Linked DNA regions of Mus musculus: region 1 is linked to region 2. A link is a loop called in an ENCODE intact Hi-C map of the cell type or tissue named here. Cell type or tissue: gastrocnemius. All regions are shown on one strand. Links, peaks and the distances in the headings refer to the core of each region. The heading gives the core; the rest is flanking DNA.

Evidence for each region. A loop is a pair of places that touch in the nucleus more often than their neighbours do. Peaks named below come from ENCODE experiments on the same cell type or tissue, not always from the same donor. Only the 100,000 strongest peaks of a DNase experiment are listed, where the experiment ranks them.
Region 1: a loop joins it to region 2, with 8 times the contacts of the local background. A loop is called at or near these places in 23 of 42 quality-filtered maps.

What each region holds. Positions count from the first base shown.
Region 1 is chr11:16,518,687-16,530,867 of GRCm38, forward strand. No RefSeq gene overlaps it. Among named protein-coding and RNA genes, the nearest start is that of Sec61g, 16 kb to the left of the region's middle. In gastrocnemius, for the core only: a CTCF peak has its summit at 6,377 (motif pointing right); a DNase peak (open chromatin) is centred at 6,469; H3K27ac peaks cover 3,677 bases.
Region 2 is chr11:16,864,343-16,876,523 of GRCm38, forward strand. It overlaps Egfr (epidermal growth factor receptor), which reads left to right. Exons shown (of 28, transcript NM_207655.2): 5 at 2,889-2,957; 6 at 3,766-3,884; 7 at 4,877-5,018; 8 at 6,634-6,750; 9 at 7,241-7,367; 10 at 7,460-7,533; 11 at 8,504-8,594; 12 at 10,618-10,817. Among named protein-coding and RNA genes, the nearest start is that of Egfros, 40 kb to the left of the region's middle. In gastrocnemius, for the core only: a CTCF peak has its summit at 6,947 (motif pointing left); a DNase peak (open chromatin) is centred at 6,958; H3K27ac peaks cover 934 bases.

The sequences.
Region 1 (12,181 bases), core at 2,357-10,356, 350 kb before region 2:
GTCTTTTAGTGGTTTAGGTATCAGAGTAATTGTGGCTTCATAGTATGTGTTGGGTAGAGTACCTTCTGTTTCTATTTTGTGGAATAATTTGTGAAGAACTGGGATTAGATCATCTTGGAAGGTCTGATAGAACTCTGCACTAAACCCATCTGGTCCTGGGCTTCTTTTGGTTGGGAGACTATTAATGATTGCTTCTATTTCTTTAGGTGATATAGGACTGTTCAGATCATTAAACTGATCTTGATTTAACTTTGGTACCTGGTATCTGTCTAGAAACATGTCCATTTCATCTAGATTCTCCAGTTTTGTTGAGTATAGCCTTTTGTAGAAGGATCTGATGGTGTTTTGGATTTCTTCAGGATCTGTTGTTATGTCTCCCTTTTCATTTCTGATTTTGTTAATTAGGATGCTTTCCCTGTGCCCTCTAGTGAGTCTGGCTAAGGGTTTTTCTATCTTGTTGATTTTCTCAAAGAACAAGCTCCTCCTTTGGTTGATTCTTTGAATAGTTCTTCTTGTTTCCACTTGGTTGATCTCACACCTGAGTTTGATTATTTCCTGCTGTCTACTCCTCTTGGGTGAATTTGCTTCCTTTTGTTCTAGAGCTTTTGGGTGTGTTGTCAAGCTGCTAATGTGTGGTCTCTCTAGTTTCTTTTAGGGGGGACTCAGAAGTATGAGTTTTCCTCTTAGAAATGCTTTCATTGTGTCCCATAAGTTTGGGTATGCTGTGTCTTCCTTTTCATTAAACTCCAAAAAGTCCTTAATTTCTTTCTTTATTCCTTCCTTGACTAAGGTATCATTGAGAAGAGTGTTGTTCAGTTTCCATGTGAATGTTGGCTTTCCATTATTTATTTTGTTATTGAAGATCAGCCTTTGTCCATGGTGATCTGATAGGATGCATGGGAGAATTTCAATATTTTTGTATATGGTGAGGCTTGTTTTGTGACCAATTATGTGGTCAGTTTTGGAGAAGGTACCATGAGGTGCTGAGAAGAAGGTATATCCTTTTGTTTTAGGATAAAATGTTCTGTAGATATCTGTTAGATCCATTTGTTTCATAACTTCTGTTAGTTTCACTGTGTCCCTGTTTAGTTTCTGTTTCCATGATCTGTCCATTGGTGAAAGTGGTGTGTTGAAGTCTCTCACTATTATTGTGTGAGGTGCAATGTGTGCTTTGAGCTTTACTAAAGTTTCTTTAATGAATGTGGCTGCCCTTGTATTTGGAGCATAGATATTCAGAATTGAGAGTTCCTCTTGTAGGATTTTACCTTCGATGAGTATGAAGTGTTCCTCCTTGTCTTTTTTGATAACTTTGGGTTGGAAGTCGATTTTATTAGATATTAGAATGGCTACTCCAGCTTGTTTCTTGGGACCATTTGCTCAGAAAATTGTTTTCCAGCCTTTCACTCTGAGGTAGTGTCTGTCTTTTTCCCTGAGATGGGTTTCCTCTAAGCAGCAAAATGTTGGGTCCTGTTTGTGTAGCCAGTCTGTTAGTCTATGTCTTTTTATTGGGGAATTGAGTCCATTGATATTACCAGATATTAAGGAAAAGTAATTGTTGCTTCCTATTATTTTTGTTGTTAGAGTTGGCATTCTGTTCTTGTGGCTGTCTTCTTTTTGGTTTGTTGAAGGATTACTTTCTTGCTTTTTCTAGGGCATGGTTTCTGTCCTTGTATTGGTTTTTTTCTGTTATTATTCTTTGAAGGGCTGGATTTGTGGAAAGATAATGTGTGAATTTGTTTTTGTCGTGGAATACTTTGGTTTCTCCATCTATGGTAATTGAGAGTTTAGCTGGGTATAGTAGCTTGGGCTGGCATTTGTGTTCTCTTAGTGTCTGTACAACATCTGCCCAGGATCTTCTGGCTTTCATAGTCTCTGGTGAAAAGTCTGGTGTAATTCTGATAGGCCTGCCTTTATATGTTACTTGACCTTTTTCCCTTACTGCTTTTAATATTCTCTTTTTATTTAGTGCATTTGTTGTCCTGATTATTATGTGTCAGGAGGAATTTCTTTTCTGGTCCAGTCTATTTGGAGTTCTGTAGGTTTCTTGTATGTTCATGGGCATGTCTTTCTTTTGGTTTGGGAAGTTTTCTTCTATAATTTTGTTGAAATATTTGCTGGCCCTTTGAGTTGAAAATCTTCATTCTCATCTACTCCTATTGTCTGTAGGTTTGGTCTTCTCATTGTGTCCTGGATTTCCTGGATGTTTTGAGTTAGTATCGTTTTGAATTTTGCATTTTCTTTGATTGTTGTGCCGATCTTCTGTATGGAATCTTCTGCACCTGAGATTCTCTCTTCCATCTCTTGTATTCTGTTGCTGATGCTTGCATCTATGGTTCCAGATTTCTTTCCTAGGGTTTCTGTCTCCAGGGTTGCCTCACTCTGGGTTTTCTGTTTTGTTTCTACTTCCCTTCTTAGGTCTTGGATGGTTTTATTCAATTCCATCACCTGTTTGATCGTGTTTTTCTGCAATTCTTTAAGGGATTTTTGTGCTTCCTCTTTAAGGTCTTCTACCTGTTTAGCAGTGTTCTCCTATATTTCTCTAAGTGAGTTATTAAAGTCCTTCTTGATGTCCTCTACCATCATCATGAGATATGCTTTTAAATCTGGGTCTAGCTTTTCAGGTGTGTTGGGGTGCCCTGGACTGGGCGAAGTGGGAGTGCTGTGTTCTGATGATGGTGAGTGGTCTTGGTTTCTCTTAGTAAGATTCTTATGCTTACCTTTCAACATCTGGTAATCTCTGCAGTTAGTTGTTATAGTTGTCTCTGTTTAGAGATTGTTCTTCTGGTGATTCTGTCAGCCTCTATCAGCATACCTGGGAGACTAGCTCTCTCCTCTGAGTTTCAGTGGTCGGAGCACTCTCTGGAGGCAAGCTCTCCTCTTACAGGGATGGTGCACAGTTATCTCTCGTTCAGACCTCCCTCCTGGCTGAAGATGAAGGCCCAAAACAGAACCTGTCCCAGAAGCTGTGTTGCTTTGGCCTGTCACAGAAGCTGTTAGCTTCTGTAGTCCACACTCTCACCTGTGCAGACTACTTTCGGTGGAGTCCTGGAAAACAAGATGGCTCCTGTGGCTTCTTGAGAGACCACTTTCAAAAATGAATATTATTAGAATCCTAAATTGATTTACTATTGGCAAAATCAATGCAACTCATTTAACAAAAAAGAAAGGAAGAAAGAAAGAAAGAAAGAAAGAAAGAAAGAAAGAAAGAAAGGGAAAGGAAAGGAAAGGAAAAGAAAAGAAAAGAAAAGAAAAGAAAAGAAAAGAAAAGAAAAGAAAAGAAGAGAAAAGAAAAGAGGATTGGGAAGATTTCCAACTACTTCAGAACAAAAATCAAAAATGCATCTGACAAAATGTAGCCCACACTTGTGACAAATGTTTTCATCAAAGTAGATGTGAAAGGAATCTCACTCTAACAAATGAAAAACAGTTTAAAGATGCATGGTGTCATATCTGATAGCAAAAGACTGGATTTCATTTTCCAATGTCTAGGATCCAGGCTTTACACATGTCACTTTCATTCTGGCTCTCCTAGAAACCATTGGCATAAACAGGACAGAAAATACTACATTGAAAGAAAAAAAACACTTAAGTAGACACAAAAAGTGTGGACTGTATAATTCTTCCCAAATGAACTAAGTCAAAGTTGACAGACAGTAAAAGAAAACATTCTACCAGAGGCTGGGACTGAGACTGGTATCTGTTAACAGGCCCAAGGGTGAGTTTTCAAAGTAAAGGAATCATTCAAAGTCTCTCTCTCTTTTTTTTTTTTTTAGTTCACATTTTGAGTGTTATCCCCCTCCCCAGTTTCCCCTCTGCAAACCCCCATCCCATCCCCTCTAACCCTGCTTCTATAAGTATGTTCACCCACCCACCCACACTCCCACCTCACCCCCTAGAATTCCTCTACACTGGGGCATCAAGCCTTCACAGGACCAAGGGCCTCCCCTCACATTGATGACAGTTAAGGGAGTCCTCTGCTACATATTCAGCTGGAGCCTTGGGTCCTTCCATGTGTACTCTATGGTTGGTGTTTTGGTCCCTGGGAGCTCTGGGAGTTCTGATTGTTTGATATTGTTCTTCTTATGGGGTTGCAAACCCCTTCAGCTCCATCAATCCTTCCCCTAACATCTCCATTGGGATCCCCATGCTCAGTCCGAAGGATTCTGAAGTACATGCATCTATGTTGGTCAGGCTCTGGCAGAGCCTCTCAGGAGACAGCTATATCAGGCTCCTGGCAGCAAGAAATTCTTGGCATCACTAACAGTATCTGGGTTTAGTGTCTGCATATGGTATGGATCCCGAAGTGAGGCAGTCTCTGGATGACTTTTCCTTCAGTCTCTGCTCCACTTTTTGTCCCTGTATTTACTTTAGACCAGAGGAATTCTGGGTTAATATTTTTGAGATGGGTAGGTGGCCCCATTCCTCAACCAGGGGCCATGCCTAACCTCTGTTATGGTCCTTACAGGTTCTCTCTCTCTCTCTCTCTCTCTCTCTCTCTCTCTCTCTCTCTCTCCTTAGTTGGATATTTCAGCTTATGTCATCCTCGTTGTTTTCTAGGAGCCTCTTGCTTTCCTGGCATCTGGGACTTTCTAGCGGCTATCCCCATTTCCCCATCCAATTTCCTGAACAGAACACCAATGGCCCAGGCTCTAAGATCAACTATAGACAAATGGGATCTCATAAACTTGCAAAGCTTCTGTAAGGCAAAGGACACTGTCATCTTAACCAACCCTACATCTGGTAGAGGGCTAAGATCCAAAATATACAAAGAACTCAAGAAGTTACATTCCAGAGAACCAAATAACCCTATTAAAATGGGGTACAGAGCTAAACAAAGAACTCTCATTTGAGAAATATCGAATAGCTGAGGAGCAGCTAAAGAAATGTTCAACAACCTTAGTCATCAGGGAAGTGCAAATCTAAACAACCCTGAGATTCCACCTCACACCAGCCAGAATGGCTAAGATCAAAAATTCAGTTGACAGCAGATGCTGGTGAGGATGTGGAGAAAGAGCAACACTCCTCCATTGCTGGTAAGATTGCAAGCTGGTACAATCACTCTGGAAGTCAGTCTGGCAGTTCCCCCAGACAATTTATATCACTCTTGGGCATAAGCCCAAAAGATTCTCCAACATATAACAAGGGCACATGCTCCATTATGTTCATAGCAGCCTTATTTATAATAGCCAGAAGCTTAAAACAACCTAGATGTCCCTCATCAGAGGAATGGATACAGAAAATGTGGTACATTTACACAATGGAGTACTACTCAGCTATTAAAAACAATGACTTCATGAAATTCTTAGGCAAATGGGTGGGACTAGAAAATATCCAGAGTGTAGTAACCCAGTCACAAAACACACATGGTATGTACTCACTTATAAGTGGATATTAGGCAAAAAGCTTGGAATACCCATGATACAACTCACAGACCATATGAAGCTCAAGAAGAAGGAAGACCAAAAATAATCAAGGGAGGTAGAGAGAGAGAGAGGAATTAAGGGAGGGAGAAAGGAGTGGGGAGGAAATAAGAGGCCAGGATCAGGTGTGAGAGGAGACAGGGGAGATGTACAGAGGATCAGGCAATTGAACAGAGGTGTGTAGCATTTGAAATTTTATGTTGCTGGTTGTGCTCAGTCTTCTTGCACTCCATATGGTCTATTGCAACCCCTTGAACATATAACTTTTATAACTCATGATTGGCTTATTATGCAATGCATAACATTGTAGTTTTGATTATTATATGTCTTAGTGAAGTTAGTATTTTTGTGATGAAACCCCATGACTAAAAGCAAACTGGGGAGGAAAGGATTTATGTGGCTTACATTTTCACACCACCTCCCATAGGTGGAAGAAGTTAGGACAGGAACTCAAGCAGGACAGTAGGAGCTCCTGGAGGCAGGAGCTAATGCAGAGGCTATGCAAAAGTGCTGCTTACTGTTCCCAATGCCTTGCACAGCCATTCTTATAAAACCTGTGACCACCAATCCAAGGATGGCACCATGCACGATAATCTGGGCCTTGCCCATCAGTGACTAATTAAGAAAATCTCCTACAGGCAGAGCCATTTTCTCAATTGAGGTTTCTTCCTCTCTAAAGACTCTAGCTTGTGTCAAGTTAACATAAAACTAACCAGCACATCATACTATAATACAGTTGTTTACAATAGCCTATTGATTGACATAGACTACGTACATGTATGAAAGAGTCATAAACTCATCATTTTGAATAATTAGCAAACACAAACAAGGAAGTGGGAGGTATAAAATTATATACATGTACTTGTGTTATTTAGTTTGAATCTTGAAACAAAAATTAGAATCTGTACTAGGGAACAAGTATTAAACACTAAAAGAACCATGGTGATGCATATTTCTATGTGAAATATCTGGAAAAGACACAAGATGGCGATGTTCCACCAAGAAAATATACACAAATTCTGTGGCTGTATCCAAACCCTGGTGAGCCCTTGGACTGATTCCCCTCCATGCTCTTTTCCAAGGAGCTTTGGAAGCCATTTCTAGTATTGTAATTGCTATCTCCAATCAAAAACTATCCTTTAAACATCTCAAAATCGTATTAACTTTCTCTTTTCAGCTATCACTAATACAGTTCAAAAGTGCAGTAGTTTGATATCAGTACAATATTTACTACTATGGACACTCCTGCCTACTGAATGTTGAAAACTCAGTATAAGTCTATTGTAAAATAGCACCCTAATTTTTTAAAGAGTGCTTGGATCCCTCTAGAGTTCCTGATTTTGTGTTTCAGATAGTCATAAATAGAGGGCAGTGCAGGAACATGGATCTCTGACACAGTGGTGTGGGAAAGACGGAGGAACTGACTCTAAGTCTGTGCACTCTTTAACAACTTTGTCATCTAGGAAAGAAGACATAGCCAGGTTGTTAGGGAGCACCAAGAAACATTCATTCACTCAATGCTACAGAGGAAAGAAAATGGATCCATTTCCCAAACTATCTATTTGATTCAGAATCGCTTTCTTTCTTTCTTTCTTTCTTTCTTTCTTTCTTTCTTTCTTTCTTTCTTTCTTTCTTTCTTTCTTTCTTTCTTTCTTTCTTTCTTTCTTTCTTTCTCTCTGTGACACAGTCCAGCAAAGCCATACTGATGGAAGTGGAAAGGTCAGCGTAGGAACTTTGGGAAGGTCATGAAACCCTCAGCCCTCTGGAAGGGAGAGGCTAATTAGCATTTCTCAGACCTAAGGGCAGGAACCTGCGGGTGGGGACACATTCCTCAGGACAGACCATTGCTCACCTTCAGACAAGGGAAGTCCTTGTCACCTCATTCCCTAAAGACCAATCAGTTTAAAAGGTGCACTGTTCAGCCAATCATATTGTGCCTAGTTGCAGATGCTCTGTTCTGGCCCTGGAAACCATATAAAAATTCCCCAAACTGGTGCTGGGGGGTCACTGCCTCTCCTTTGGGTCTGGACGACTCCAGTGCACTGGAACAATAAATTCCTCTTGCTTTTTGCGTTGATCCTGACTCCACATGGTTCACTCAGGTGTCCCTGGTAAGCTAAGGCTCCCCGGAGTCTTACAAGACTTTGCCACTCTGGTGGCAACAGAAAAATCCAGAAAAGGACATTTGGACTTTGGGTCTAATGTCCAATTTTTATGTGATCCCTGCACTGACAGATGCTCAGCAGCCAAGGCAAGATGATGGAATTGATGGTACATATTACCGTTAAAGTCTCTGGTCTGTGAGAGAGGGACTTGTGGATTGTAATTATGGTACTCCAGGATAGAGACTCAGCCTGCCCTGAATATTGTGCATAATTCTTTGAGCTTGTTCCCAAGTGGCTCTAAGCTCTAGTTTGCTTTTCTAAAAGATGAAGGAAGCCACATCTTTCTCACGGGATTGTTTGTAAGATTAACAGATGCTCTGTGCAAGTGCTGGCACTCAAGGTCTCATTATGCGATTAGTTTGTGTCCCTCCTCTCTTTTGTGGTTACCTGCAATCCTGTGACTAATTCTCTGCTTCTGAGATAAATTCCAGTGGCAAACCTCCAAGTGAGTGCAGGGCTCTGGTCCTGAATGTTTATAAAGGGATGTGAGCATGCTCCTCACAAGGTTTGCTCATATTTTCTGTCCTTTCTTCTGAATCTGGGTAGAAGATTAAATTCTGTCCATTTCTTTTGGCAACAGTAGTTTGCTAAACCTTTCCAAGGGGGACCTTCATATGTCTACACCATGTGATAAGCTGGAAGATGAGAACTTCCCAAGGATATCTCAGAATCACTTGCCTTTCTTAAACACTGGTCTCTAGGGCTTCCCATTTACATGGTACTGTGCTGATCTTCATGTTGCAGCCCCTCACATATCTCAGTCACCTGGACATGGCATCATGTGGTTGTATACATCAGTCATTAGAATACATATATTCCCTCAGCTAATATGGATTTTGAACATCCCTGCAGGGCCCATGCTCCCAAATGTTCATGCCACAGGAAGATTGATGAACTGCTAAGAGGTGGGGTCTATTAGAAGGAAGTAAGGTCACTTATTTGAAAAGGACTATGGGACCCTGTTCTCTTCCTTTGTCTCTGGTTGAGTCCTGGACATGACATGATCCACTTTTCTCCATAAGCATACTTGTTGAATGATGCACTGTCTTATCTCAGGGCTGAAGCCAACTTATCGTAGACCAAAAGTGTGAGAAACAAAACCAAACCAACTTTTTCCTTATAAGCTGGTCCTCTCACACATAAAAGGAAAGCAGATGTACTCTGTCCAACATCATCTATGATTTTTCTTGTATCCTTCCCCTTAACATCTAGCTGATGGTCACCCAGAAGTCCTAACCAGTCAGTTCCTGCACCTTCTCCCTGGCTTCAGCAGGCTGCAGCATTCTCCTGCAAGTTTCTCTCTATTCCTGTACCACCCTACCATGCTCTTCTCTTCCAGGTCCAGGTGTAAACTCTTAATATGCTGCCAATCTGGAGTCCTTCCCTTTAGCTTCTTGCACAGCTTCTTATTGCAGCTAACTTAAAATCTATGCTCCTGTGGACCTCCTGACTGCCTCGCTGCAGTCCTCCCATTTCCCTTTCAGTCACTGTGGTTCCAGTTTATTTTCGGTCTCTTTAATACAACGCATCTTCCCACCCAAACCTCCACACTTACTTCTTTCCTTAACTCCCAGTAAAAAGCACTGTGTCAAGATGTTCTGTATATCTGTGCCTATGTATAGGAACATCTGTAAAGTACCTGTTTGGGGAAGTGGCTTTGTTGTTTAAAAAAAAAAAAAAAAAAGGCCTTTATCTCGTTTATTATTAGCTGAGAGTATCAGGCATAGTCACGTAGAACAGGAATTGGGAAATATTCGATGAATGAGCAAAAGAAAAATAGAATGAAAAATTAGAAAGTGCACAAGTGAAAATCAAGTGAAATTTAGAAAGGTTTTGCTCATCCTAAAAGAAGTAGGCCTTGACACTGGCCCAGAGCCTGTAGTGAATGGAACCTGAGTTTCATAAAACCCTGTCACTGAAAGAAGTCAAAGGGAAAAGAGTGTCATATGTATTCCTTCATTGTGAGGGGTTCTTCCGTGGCTTCTCCATGTAAGACATACAAACCTGGTGTGGCCACATTCCCAGCTTTGGAACTGTACTTACAGACTTGATGTGCGTTGCCTCTCAGATAGCTCTTTGCTATCAGTCAGAGCTTCATGATGTCCAAGGAAGGTGTTGGGATTCTTTTAGAGACACGCACAGTTACCCACAGCAGCAAGAAAATCTTTAATCTGTCTTGTTTATCTGAAAGTAGGATCACAGAATGTTCTGTTTGGTTTTGGCAGCAAGGGTGATGATGAGGTTGTTTCCGCTGGGACAAGGTCAACACTGCTAATATTCATGGCATCAGGACCAAATTTGGACTACTTCTAAATTAGAAAAGTAAAAGTTGCCCAAGGGAACAGATGAGCTAAATGCGAAAGTGAGTGACTAACATCACTAGTTGAAAGTACTCATCGAGCACCTAATCACATGATCAGAGTCAGCTCTTTGCGATTAATTGTTTTAGGCTGGCCTGGAACTCTTGGTAGTCTTCCTGCCTCATTTTCCAAAGTATTAGAATCACAGATGTGAGCTTCTACTTCCAGCTTCAAATTCATCTTTTGAGATTTCTCCTCATCGTAGAGGATTTATCCTGGAGTTCCTATTAGCAATCTAATTGCCCTCAAGACACAAGTATAAATTCCTTGGATATTTGATACCTAAAAATTGTAAGATTTAGTTTCATAATGTTGAAAAAAGTGAAAGGGGGCTGGGATGAGAATATGGCTTAGTAAACTCATGCCTTGCCAGCCTGAAGACCTGAGCTCAACCCCAAAATCAATATGAAAAAGCCAGGTGCAGTGGGGCATCTCTGTAATCCTAGTGTGGGGAGGAGAGGCCAGGGATCCCTGGGGCTTTGCAGACTAAGCAGCCTAGACAAATTGGTGTGGTGTAGGTTCAGTGAGAGTCTTCCTTAAAATACAAATTAGAAAAAAAAAAAAAAAAAAGAGGTATGGCTAGTAAAGATTTTACCTTGATTAAGGGTTTTCATTGCTGTACAAAAAAACAAACAAACAAACAAAAAACAAAAAAAACAAAAACAAAAAAAAAACCCCAACAACTTAATCCCATCTGTTGATACTTGAGAGTAATTTCCAAGCTGTTGATCTGCTGTTCAGAATGTTCTTGTCTGCCCCAGTGTTTTAAGTATCCCCTGTTTTCATCTAGAATTTCTAGCATTTTGGGTTCTAAATCAACATTGATCCACTTAGAATAAGTTCTTATACAAAGTAACATAAATGAATTCAGTTTCTGCTAGTACAAATCCAGTCGGCCAGAACCACTTGTTAACTAGACTATCTTTTCACTGTGTTTGCCTCCTTTGTTAATAATTAGGCAGGCACAGATTTGCTAGTTTATTTGGGAGTTCTTTATCCTGTTGCATTTGTCTACCCATCTGCTTTTTATGCCAGTACTACGCTGTCTTTATCACTAAAGCTCTGTAGTCTAATTTGAGACTGGGTGTTGTGATGATGCCATCTGTAATCTTACTTCTTAGACTAACTTTGGCTATCTGTGGTCTTTGGTAATTGAGTATTAGTTCTAGTTCTGTGAGATATGACAACAGAATTTTAATAGGTATAACAATATGTTTGCTATATTTTAGAAAAAGAGCTATATTAGTTACTCTTTTTGGTTAATTCCATAAAATATCATGGTCAAGGCAATTTAATGAAGAAAGGGTTTATTTTGCCTTATAATTCTAGAAGGATAAAATTCCATCATGGTGGGCAGGCATGACGGCAAGCAGCAGATATGGTGACAGGAGGAAAAAGCCTGAAGTTGACATCCTCAGTCTCAAACACAAAGCAGAGAGACAGAGAGAAACAGAGACAGAGAGACTTAGAGAGAGTAACAGGATATTTGGTCACACTGTGAACCCCAAAATTGTGTTATTTTACTGAAAAAAAAACGTGTTTCTAGTTGTGGTGTATGTCAACCTTAGCACACACCTTTAATTCCTCTGGGCTAGAATACAAATAGGCCCTTAGTACACACCTTTAACCAAACAAGGAAGGTAAAATTAGTCTGTACCCATGTTTGAAATTATTGTCTAATTGACTGGCAGAAAAAGTGATGAATCTGAGAAAGATTTCATAGAATGAGTCAGGCATAGGTTATGCCCAACTTTCATGATAAGAGACAAGAAAGGGAAGCTACTTAAGAGAGCAAGGCCAGAGAGGGTAAGAAGAGAAGGAGAAAGAGGAGGAGGAGGGGAGGGGAGAGAAAAGAAGAGGAGAGGAAGAGAAGGAAGAGGAAGAGGAGGAGGAGGATAGTTTTGTTGGGGCAGTTATTGAGAGACAGAATGAAGAAAGAACAAGCTAGAGACACAGGGAAAGACAGACCGAGCCAGAGAATTAGAAGTAGCCAGAAGATTAGAACATGTTGCCAAAGCTAATATGAGATCCAGAGCAAAGCAATTCAGAAGTTGAAAGAAGCCCAATTGAATCAGTTAGCATGTAGAGGAGTTTTGAGCCAGGATAACTGAGTTGAACCAGCAAGAGTTCAGAAAGACCAAGAAAGTGTGAGTTTATTTATCAGTTAAGTCTCAGAGGCTGAAAACATTCTAGGCCTAGATAAGATTGTATGGAGGTTAGAAGCTTCCTGGACTAG
Region 2 (12,181 bases), core at 2,785-10,784:
CAATGGATTTTTGTTATTACCTATGAAATCAAGGTTAGCAGTTCTTAAGATTTTTGATGTTCAATAGGTGAACTAAGTCATACATATTTAAAATATTACATGGAGAGTTATGGAGCTGAATTTGCCACAGTTAAAATCAAGTACCTTACAATGGCAAATTTATACTCATTGATATATGAAAAACCCACAAAGGAATGTTGAAAAACAGTATACAAGATTCAAATGTTTTAACATTTGATCTCTGACCTGAAAAGGTATTAATTTAATAATATTTAGCTCTCTGTTACTAGAATAAAAATGCCTTAGTTTACAGGCAAGGTTTACTTGGGCTCGCTGCTTTGCAGCTTTCCTCCACAGTCAGTTGGCCATAGTGTTCTGGAGCCTATGGTGAGCCCATGTGTCATGATGGTGCCATAATCACAAGAGAAAGGAGGAGAGATCAGGATTGGCTTGCTCCTTCAAAGACCCTGCCTTCAGTGGCTGAGATTCCAGTACTGCCACCCTTTTTTCCCCTAATATAGCATTTTATTTATTATTTGAGAATTGCACACATGTATATAAGTAATTGTGATCATATTCAATCCCCTTTTTTTTTTCCAATTCCTCTGTTCCCCATGCCCTCATCCCAATTTTATATCTTGTTAAAATAATCCACTGAATACAATCAGTGCTGCACATATGTGCATGGATGTAGGACATCCACTGGAGCATCCTTAACCAACCAGGGGCCACACCCTCTTCCAGCAGTCAGGGATGAGTTCTCATGATCCCTTCCCCCACCCATGCTGGAATGTTGACAGGCTTGGTCATATGCAGGGCTTAGGCAGGCAGCCACAGCTGCTGAGAGTTCCTGAGAAGAACAGATGTGCTGTGTCCAGATGTTGTCTCGCAGCAGTCTTCCCTGGGCTCTGGTTCTTATCATCTTCCCACCCTCTTTTCTGTGATGTTCTTAGAGCCTTAGGAGTGTGGGCTGTGTGGCAGATATTCTATTTATGGCTGACTATTCCATAGGCACTTACTCTCTGCACTTTGGCACTTGAGAGTCTCTGTAGTAATCGTTATCTAACACACAAAGAAGCCTCTCTGATGAGGACTGAGCACTAATGACTGTAGAGATAAGTATTTGGAGGGCAGCTTGATGATGTGTCTGTGTAGCAAAATAATAGTAGTCAGTTCTTCCCGAGAGCTCAGGAGCTCTTGAGCCATGGGATCCTGGCCAAATTTGCAGTACCAGGCACAGTGTCCATCTGTGGAGTAGGTCTTAAGTCAAGCTAAAGAATGGTTAGTTTCTCCTCATAACGTTCGCACACATCTTGCCAGGTAGTCATTAGTCCTATCTCTTAAAGTCCCCATCACCTCTCTGTGCCATAAAGCGTGAACCTCTAGGAGTCGTTACGTATTCAAACTATAGCACTCATCATGAGAATAAGCCTAAGTGAACCAAAATTGCATAAATAAGTGACATTTCAAGTAAGAGTTGATTCAGTAAATTGTTCTGCAGTGCCAATGATTAAGGGACAAATAGCCCAAGTATTAGAGCTATAACAGATTTTTAAAAACAACTAGAAAATGAGAGTTATATATATTAGAAGATAGGGAATCTCTATCCCCTGGATCTCTTCCTTCTACTCTCCTCATTGAATAGCTGCAGATGCGCGTTCCTTTTGAGAAGTTTGCACTTCATCTTTAACAACAAAATCAGTATTATGAGGTGGCTTTAAATGCTATACATGTGAGGCATCTGAGATTCAGAAGAGCAGCCCACTGTGGCCAACATATTTTATCATTGATAAAGTTTACAAATTGAGGTTATAAGAGTGAATTTATGAGAAAGAAAAAAAACATAAAATCATCAGCTACTCCATGCATCAATATAAGTTCCAAATATGTATTAAGTATATGTAAGTATATATAAATAAATATGTTATATTTATACAAAATATAGGTGTAGTTCTAGAAGGAAACATGAGGATAAATATTTATAGTATCAAGTATCAAGTTGCAAAGAGAGTTCTGACACCGTCAAATAAGCTTCCATGTGAAATAAAATTGTTCTGTGAGATAAGATTGCCCGAAGAGGGCTACAGAACTAAGCAGAGTGGTCTCTACAAGCCTAATGGAGGTGGTAAGTAAGCAGCACCACAAAAAAGTGAAGGCGAGAAAAGTAAATGTGCTTCCCAGAAAGAAATTCTCAACATCTGTGCTGGTCAACATGTTGATCGTCAGTTCTCAGGATGATTAATGGCTGAATAGAAACCCTTTGCAGCTGCAACTTGATATTGACCAACTATAAAAATACAAATATTTAGCAATTACAAAGATTTCCAGACAGTAGTATGCCAGCTATTAACTAAGGTTTTAGGTGATTAGCCAAGTGACTCACAGAATTAGAATGTTCGCTTCCTGTGTCATGTTCTGCACCACTTCATGGCTTGGAGGAAAGGAGTGTTCATTTACCAGACTCAACATAACATCCTAAATATCTAGTGATGATTGCCCCACACAGTCAGTCAAGACTGAATGTAGCAAGGTGCATAAGTGTACATTGAGCGGATCTGGTTAGAGAGAAGCCTAATCAGGTGGCACCTCCGAAACCCTAAATTCATTAGCTTTGTCATTTGTGTGGCTGTGACAAGTCAGTAAGTAACCTCTGTCTCAGCTTCCACAGCTGAAGTACAAGCAAAAGCAGCCCAAGGCTCACCATTTTTTCTTTTGTGCAGGAGTCCTTTAATTTAGCTTACAAAGCATCCAACCCAACTATGAATACAAAGTTTCCAAGCTGTTCCTCATTTCTAGGACATTCTTTAGGACCTTGAGAGAGTTGTCAGTTGCGTGTTATTTGTTACTTTTATTGAAATGCACATTTAACTACTTGATTTTTATTTCAGGCCCCAAATGTGATCCAAGCTGTCCCAATGGAAGCTGCTGGGGAGGAGGAGAGGAGAACTGCCAGAAATGTAAGTCAGTGCAGCATCAGGGCCTGAGAAACATGCCCTGGTGAGGGAGTCCACACAGTATGTGGTCCTCCACTCCTCCGCTTTGTGACTGAACAAGTACAGGAGCTTGGCAAAAGACTCAGAGTTAACCACTTCATGAGCATCAGTCTTGGAAACATCACAGTGCACAACTATCTAAGGCTTACTACGTGGGATAATTTAACCTGTCATTAAATGCAAGAAAGCCAACCACCCAAGTGTCCATGGTGACACACAGGATGCCTTGTCCCCTGATCCAATCCTCCCCGTTTTCCAGAGCCAACTAATATAGAAGTTTGACGGTGTTGCTCCACAGAGTTCATGTGTGAATCCTACTAACTTAAAAAACAAAGTTTAATTTACTTCAGCATGGTTACTGCTTCACTCAAAGAACCTGGGCGTGTGTCAGCTTCAAAATTGACTGTAGTTCATTGCCTTTGTGACCTAACTATCTCGTTCCTTTAAACACTGCCTCCTGCCAGGAGCTCTTCTTGCTATGTGCCTTCTGTATTGCCAGAAATTCCCTAGATAATATCTACTTATTCAAAAGATCTGATCAGACTTGTTTCGATTATTTCTCCCAAGTGATTTGAGATAAATGATAAAAATGTACCAAGGGGAAAGTTGTGATTATATTGTTTGGCTGACTGTGAAAGCCTAGAAGCTGCTCCCTGTCACAAAACCCATGGTTCCTCCTTTATTTCTTTCTACTGGGTGCAAGCATTCCTTGGTGTCTCTAGAAGATGAGCTGCCACTTAAACACAGCTCACTGGTAATCTTTCTTTTTCAGTGACCAAAATCATCTGTGCCCAGCAATGTTCCCATCGCTGTCGTGGCAGGTCCCCCAGTGACTGCTGCCACAACCAATGTGCTGCGGGGTGTACAGGGCCCCGAGAGAGTGACTGTCTGGTAAGACTCTGGCTACTGGGGAGTTGTGCTGCAGAGCTGTGCACGTGCTCGACATCTGACTGTGACAGCAGCCTTCATGTGGTGCACATTTTAATTAAGTGTTGTCATGGACAACAGTAGCAACATTATGAGAAATGAAGGGAGCTCTTCTTCTGTAAGACCCCCTGAGAACCATCCCAGTTACCCAGACCTTTGGGCAGTATGGCATGTGCACACCATATTTTCATGCCTCTTGGGCTGCTCCCCTCCTAATCCTACCCCATCCCACAGTGTCTCCCCTCAGACCCTCTACCTCTGGTGAAAGCTCTAGTGTTAACTTTGCAGCTGTCAGGGGTTAGTGAATGTGATTCCTGGGGTCCTTGCCAACCCAAGCAAACTCCATTAGGCTCCAGAAAAGGAAGTCCACCTAAAGGTAGAGTCTAGAGTATTCTATCATTCTGGAACAGAAGATTCTTAAATTCTATAAACTAAACCTAGCTCCAGGCATCTTTTTTTTTTTTCACCTGGGTAGTCTGGTCTGATTCAAATGGGCAGCCCGGGGATAAAACTACAAATGGAGTTCTTAGAAAGATCCAACAGCTCTCTACATGGAATCTTCTTGCTAAGATTTCTGCAGTTTGTCCATAAATTATAAAATATATTCTTATAGTGTTCTTTATGAAAGAAACCCAGTAAAAACTGAGTTTAAAAATAGTTACAGCATACTTTCCAATATCATGTGTAGATTTCATTATTACCTTTTTTTTAACCACAAACCCTAGGCTGTATCAATTGAGACAGTCAGTATACTTAAAAATGTATACTTAGTACTCATAAGAGGAAGGTGTTTCTGACTATCCTGGAAAGGCTTACTAGACATTTTTCCTCTCTAATTGAGCATGTAAAACACCGAAAACTGTCACTGTCCCACTGACCTGCAGGCTGCCTGGCACTGGGTTCCTTTCATTTGGATGCCACATCCTTGACCAGACATGTTGTCCCTCCTATGACAGGTCTGCCAAAAGTTCCAAGATGAGGCCACATGCAAAGACACCTGCCCACCACTCATGCTGTACAACCCCACCACCTATCAGATGGATGTCAACCCTGAAGGGAAGTACAGCTTTGGTGCCACCTGTGTGAAGAAGTGCCCCCGTGAGTTTGCCCTTTCACCCAACAGTCCTCATTTCCTCTTCTGTCTTATGCTAGAGTCCTGGGCAGTTTGGAGGCAGCCACTGTGCTTGCCTTGTTGTCCTGTAGGCTAGTGTCTGCCTGGACAGGTGCAAGGATGAGAACCCCACTCAGTGCTGAGCAATGGAGGCAGAGGCAGCCTGCAGCAGTCAGGATGCCTTCCTTTAAAGGGTGGCTTGACCTGCACTGATCCAGTGTTGCTGGCAGCCAGACTGTATAGTACAAACCACCTATCGCTTCACCCCAAGTCAGAGAGGAAGCTTCAGTAACCTGGAGTGTCTTGGAGCTGACTAACACAAGGTCGTGACCCTCTGGGACAACCTTTGTTTGACTCTGCATTGTTTGACTCTGCATTAAACAGACCTAAATTAGAAAAGGCAGCAGACCCACCCCCTTGAGGAGAAGAATTTAGGGCTATGGCTGGGCTCTTGGAGTATTTTGGTTTTGGGTTTGCTTTGATTTACTCATTTGGGTTCAAGTTTTATTCATGTATGATGGTACTCTATGGTACCTATAGGAAAATGGCAACATAGATCGGTCCCAAACAGAGAAAGTGAAACAACTCATAAAGAGCCTTAAAACCAATCTTGACTTCTAGAAAGTAAATTAAGACAAAAAAAAATGTAAAGTGGAAACTATAAGGGTGAGATTTTGCCTACCTAGATTTAGGTGATTGAAGTCCCATTAGAAAACACACACAGAGAGGGGAGGGGAGGAAGAGGGAGAGGGAGAGAGAGGGGGAGGGAGAGGGGGAGGGAGAGGGGGAGGAAGAGGGAGAGCTAGAGAATAAGGTAAATGGAAAACTAAGATGAAGAAAAACTCATGACAGTCATGCCATAGATAGAATCTTTGTGTGAAGGCTTAGTAACAGATCTTTAAACTCTGCAGGAAACAAAACCTATGATGACAAGAGCATATGACTCACAGATATAGTACCAATGCCCACATTTTGAGCATGTATTTCAGAAACTCAAAATAGGAGCATAGAGTTTCTAGTAATACTGTAATCATAAATATTAATTAGGTTAGACTACATAAAGGTGAAGGGAGTGGAGAGAAAGATTGGGGCGCCTGTCTAGGAAGCAGAACAAACTGGTCCCCTCGTTGTCCCACCAAGAACTGCATGGTGGATGGGTGGGGAAGGGCAAAGCTGGTATCAAACAGAAGAAACTGTAGTTACCTCAATGGGACATGGTCTGTCTGATAAGCATTAGTGTGTGTGTACTACATATCTTAGGTTTCCTTGTATATTCTAAGCATAGACCTGTCAGAGGAAATTCATATTCAGCAAGGGGCTTTCAGCCAGTGAACACGCATGGTGGTGTTTCCTCTCATAGCTGTTTTGCACCTGAGATCAAGTATCTGTGTTTGTCCACATTACTGTCAGAAAAGCCATTAGACTAGAGCTTGGTTCCTCTTCTACTTGAAATCTGTCAGTCTTTCTCCTCAAAGAGAAGTCAACCAAACTAAGAGGGACCTTTTTAGCAGCCCATACACAGCAGGACATGAGGATGTTTGTGGAAGGTTAGGAGCACCTGCTGTAGCCTTCAACACCTTCTTTTCATTGCCTCTTCCTCAGGAAACTACGTGGTGACAGATCATGGCTCATGTGTCCGAGCCTGTGGGCCTGACTACTACGAAGTGGAAGAAGATGGCATCCGCAAGTGTAAAAAATGTGATGGGCCCTGTCGCAAAGGTAAGCAGTAGGGTTTTTTTCTTGATCTTTGTGCCGAACTCTTATGGCCACCTCCAAATAAACCCACCTTTTAATCTTTTTTTAAAAAAATATATTTATTTTGTCTGGAAAGTAGAAGGTAAACTTGCAAAGCCAAATTGCATGGTGGAGGTGGGGGAGTTCTCTTGAACCAGGTACAGAGGCGCCACCTGCAGCCCAGGTGGGTGAACTGTTGTAGCCAGAGAGAGGCGGAGCCAATGTCTTTGTGAGTGACTAGATTCAGTACAGCCAGAACATTCAAATCTGACAGAGGTCTGTGACAAGGACAGCCCAAGTGCCACTCCAGTGACTGAAGGGAACAGCGAAGCCTGTCACAGGAGTCCTGGCACCTGGAGGGTCCCCTCAGGGTTGTTGGGATGAATCAATAGTGCACGGTAGCAGGGTTCTTGCTTCCGCTTGTGCAGACCCAGCCTTCTTAATTCACATTCTTAATTCACATCTCTCTTAACAGTTTGTAATGGCATAGGCATTGGTGAATTTAAAGACACACTCTCCATAAATGCTACAAACATCAAACACTTCAAATACTGCACTGCCATCAGCGGGGACCTTCACATCCTGCCAGTGGCCTTTAAGGGGTGAGTAACAGCTGAGCCATCTGGATGAAGAACTGTAGAATCTGCTTTAAGCCACGGAGAGTGTCCAATAATCACGTTGCTGTCTGTTTCAGGGATTCTTTCACGCGCACTCCTCCTCTAGACCCACGAGAACTAGAAATTCTAAAAACCGTAAAGGAAATAACAGGTTTGTACTCGGGTGTGCAGGAGCATATATGGGAAATTAAATTTTATAGCGACTCCCAGACATTTCCCTTTCTTCCCTGACATGAGAATGTGGTGTCTGCAGCTTATCCATTATGAGTAATTCTTCGAGACATTTTTAAAAACCAGTTTCCCTTGATGCAAATTGAAAGCACTTTAAGCCACGGCTGCTGCAATCATGCTGGACTTGATGTGGACACATGGAGCGGTTCTTTCCTGCTTAGACTGTCCATCGTCCTTACAGACCCCAAAACCCCCAGAGAGAAGATGGAGGAAAAGATACAAGGTTGACGCTAACAGGCAGTGCAGGCTCTCGAGTTTCACAAACTAGATTTCAAAAGATTGTCCACCAGGGAGTCTTGGGTCTATGACTGCCACCAGCATGCCATTTTCGTCATCTATGAAGGGGAGATAATTTGATCTGAAAAACAGGATTAATATGAGGATCAGAGTTAAATGGAAAAAAATATTTAAAAGGAGACCATGGTAACAAGAGACTGGAGAAGAGTCAGAAAAGGATCCAGGTGTATAATCTGATATTCCTTATGGATGTCAGAGCCAGAGCACTTGTCACCTGCTCAGGTGGGAGTTGGCCTACGCATTGAGGGAAGGGCAGCCAGGGACTCTAGGTTGCATAGAAAGGACAGGATTCTTTCATATATATATATATATATATATATATATATATATATATATATATATATATGAAATATATATATATATATATGAAATATATATATGTGTGTGTGTGTGTGTGTGTGTGTATGTATGTATGTATGATATATATATCACCTGGACCTGTGTGAGGACATGCACTATCATCCTTGGTGATAGGAACAGGAAGAATCCACTGCCACGGTCCATACAGCAGCCTTATCTGAGTCCTAGAACACGCTTCCTACAACAAGGAAATTTCTAACAGTGTGAGTCTAAGCCTTTCTTCTTCCCTCTAGGCTTTTTGCTGATTCAGGCTTGGCCTGATAACTGGACTGACCTCCATGCTTTCGAGAACCTAGAAATAATACGTGGCAGAACAAAGCAACAGTAAGTTGGCCATAACAAAAGCCTAGTAGAATTTTTTCCCCAAGATTGTCAAAAGAAACAGAAATAGGACAAAGACCGATCTTCTACTCGGCTTCCCCTAATGTGAGCAACTTATGTGAGTAGATATGAAAGTTAAGATAAATAATTTGACAAGGTGCCATGTTCTTCCCTGGACCATGTACTTCATTCTGAGTTTACCAGATTTTCCACGAATGCATCCATTCTTTTCTGTCCTCTCCAGGATCCCACACTGCATTAATGTCTGATGTCTTCCTAGTTCCCTTCAAACTTTCCCAGCTCCTATATCTTTGCTGATTTTTGTTGTCTTGACACTCTGGGAAAATATGACTGGGTGTTTTATAGGGCATCTCCTTGTTTGTGTTTGGTTAATATTTGATAATGAGGCAGTTGAAGACACATAACTTGTCACACCAGGGAGACAGAGAAGATGGGAGACAGGTGAAGAGCTTTCCTAGAGTAAGAGAAATCCTAAGATTTGTGGTGAGGAAAAGAAATCTGGAAATCTGTAGCTCAAATCTGTCTTGGAAACTTTCTAATTATGATAGCTTTTTCTGACATTTACCACCACTAACATCACTAATCCCACTAATATTGTGGAATATTTAACAAGTCAAAGCACATACACACAGAATATACATTGCTGCCCATAAACTCCTTTAAATAGGCACTTCTGATACTAAGCATGCCACTGCTTTTGCTTCCTGCCTTTCCTCTTAAATTCTCAGGAATGCTCTCGTTCTGAGGTTAGCACCGTGTTTCAAGCGACTGCACAAGAGACTTAGCCTTAATTTTAAGCATTTAAGCTATGGGATAACCACTAGTTCCTGACATGACTCACAGAAAGCTGGGACTTGACCTGCAGGAAAGACCCCAGCCAGACCCTGACTCCTTGGCTTTTCTGGACATACGCTGGGGGAGAATTCCCAGTAAGTGATGGTTGTGGATCTCCTACCCAGACCCCTCACTTCCCTGAAAACAGGCTGTGGGGAAAGATAATTCATGAAGGGGGAAATGAGAATAAGCATGACTAGGAAGAGGGTCTGCCAAATACTACTTTAAACTTTGATATTTAACCCCATAGCTTCCATTCTCTTCTTTTGTCCTGGCTCAGCTGGCTCATTCCTGAGGCTAGTGTCAAGAAGATGCCTACAAATGCACACCGCTTCTATGTGCATTTCCATCAGTCACATGTGACAAATTGTGCCTAGCAGGGGCATACATTTGAGCTCTGACCTCAACCATGATCCTGAGTCTGTCTCCCTGCCCTCGCCAAGTGCACACATCCTGCAGAGTCCTGTGATTTGGGACTCCATTCTCTCTTATCTGACTAAGTTTCATCCAGACACATATCTGCAGAATCTTATTTAATCAAATATGAGGTATCATGACTTGAACATCACCCTTCCATGCTCTTCCTCCATGGCTCTCCTTCAGTGTTCACCCATGGCTGACCCAGTCCTCACTAACGCTGCATTTATTTCTATGGACTCAAAAAAAACCTCTGCCGGTGTGATTATATCACCTTTAGACAGAGTCCCTAAGTAAAAGAGACAAATATTTAACCTGTGTGGTATTTGCAAATGGAACCACAGATATTCACTCAATAAACATGACTGGGCAGCTGAGTGGTAGGCAGATGGACAGATATTCATATTTACCTTAAGTACATTTTGATGTTGCCAGATGCTAGAAAGCATGTTCTTGATTTCTAGGAAAACTATAAATATAGCAAATGAAATGACATGAATCCTCTGATTAACTCCTCCTGTTTATCCAAGTTTAAAGATAAAAAGCAAATGAGAAACTGTCTTTTCTTTGAAGAAATCTATAAAAAAACCCTTGCATTTTTTAAAACGTTGTGATTCATACTTTTCGCAGAATGATTAGTAATAACTGGAACACAGGATTCAGGAAACATAAGTGGCCCAGAAAAACTGAATTTGAGGATGGCCCATTGCTTTCGCTATCACACAACAGTGCAATTTTCTTCTCTCCCATTTAGTGGTCAGTTTTCTTTGGCGGTCGTTGGCCTGAACATCACATCACTGGGGCTGCGTTCCCTCAAGGAGATCAGTGATGGGGATGTGATCATTTCTGGAAACCGAAATTTGTGCTACGCAAACACAATAAACTGGAAAAAACTCTTCGGGACACCCAATCAGAAAACCAAAATCATGAACAACAGAGCTGAGAAAGACTGCAGTAAGTAGCTGGTCCCCTCTCACCTGCACAGATAGTTCCCGGAGGTAACTTAGTTTTGGAAGACATACTGAAGAGGTTTTCACCAAACATTCTAATTGCTTTTGCTCATTCCTTCATTGAATTAAAATCTGCATATTCCTAATTGTAACGCTAGCATCAGAATTGTTTCCAGAATGTTCTCATCTCATAGGGTGAATTTGCCTTGTGGGGTTTCAACGTGAAATGTCCTTCATAGGCTCATGGGTCTGGACACTGAGTCCCTAGCTAACTGTGCTGTTTGGAATGGTTGTAAGACCCTTGGAAGGTGGATCTTTCCTGGAGGAAGGCAGGCTCGAGGACTCCACTTAGTGTGTATTCTCTGCTTCCTATAATTGCAATGAGATCATCTGTTTCTTCGTACTTCTGTTGGCATGCTTTTCCTGTCATGATTGATTGAACCCCTTCCTTAACTGTAAATCAAAATGAACCCGTCCCTCCTTAAGTTGCTCATGTCCAGTATTTGGTTGCAATAACGAGAAAAGCAGTAAAGAAAATGGATGCCAAACAGAGGAGCCTTGGCTTTGACGAATTTGAGGATGTGGCTCTTAGCCCTTTGGGGCTAGCTTGTGGGAGGAATGTAGAGAAGTTCGGAACTTTGTCTGAGAAAGCCCCAGAATTTTCTAAGCCATCCTGGTGGGAGTTTGGAAGATCATAATGCTGAGAGAAATATGAACAGTAAAAACCAGATCCGTTAGGTCTCAGAGGAGAATCAGGACACTGTTCGAAAGTGAGCTAAAGGCCATTTGTGGTACATGATGATAATGAATCTGGCTGTATCTGCCCATGTCCTGAGAACATAAGTCACTAGAAAGCAATGACCCAATTTGATTGGTGGAGGATATCTCAAAACAGAAAGAATAGCATTCAGTCTCCTGCTCGTGGTTCTTATCCAGGACTACAGAGTCCTGGAGAGGAAAGTGGACAGAGAGATAGGAAAATATGCAGTTTGATGGGCAAAGGAGAAAATTTAAAGGTGCATGTAAGCCAGGTGCTGAGGAAGCAATTGTAACTGTAAAGATATTAGCACTATTAAAGAGAAACCTTGTATAATCACACTGAGACAATAGGAAAAAGGTGCTCTGAAGGCAAGACCCCATCTCCCAAAAGGTACATCTTATGCAAATGTACATTCATTTGAAAGAAGAGAGCCAAAACTGAGAATTCTGCTGAAGATATTTCCTGCTTCTAGAGGCCAGGCTACATCTTTAGCTGGCCACTCCAATGGGCAGCCTCATCCATGGGGTGCTGGTTTTATACACGTGAAAGATACAGGATTGAAGGGGGCATGGAAGCCTGTGCCAAGATTACAGAAGGCCAGGCAAGCC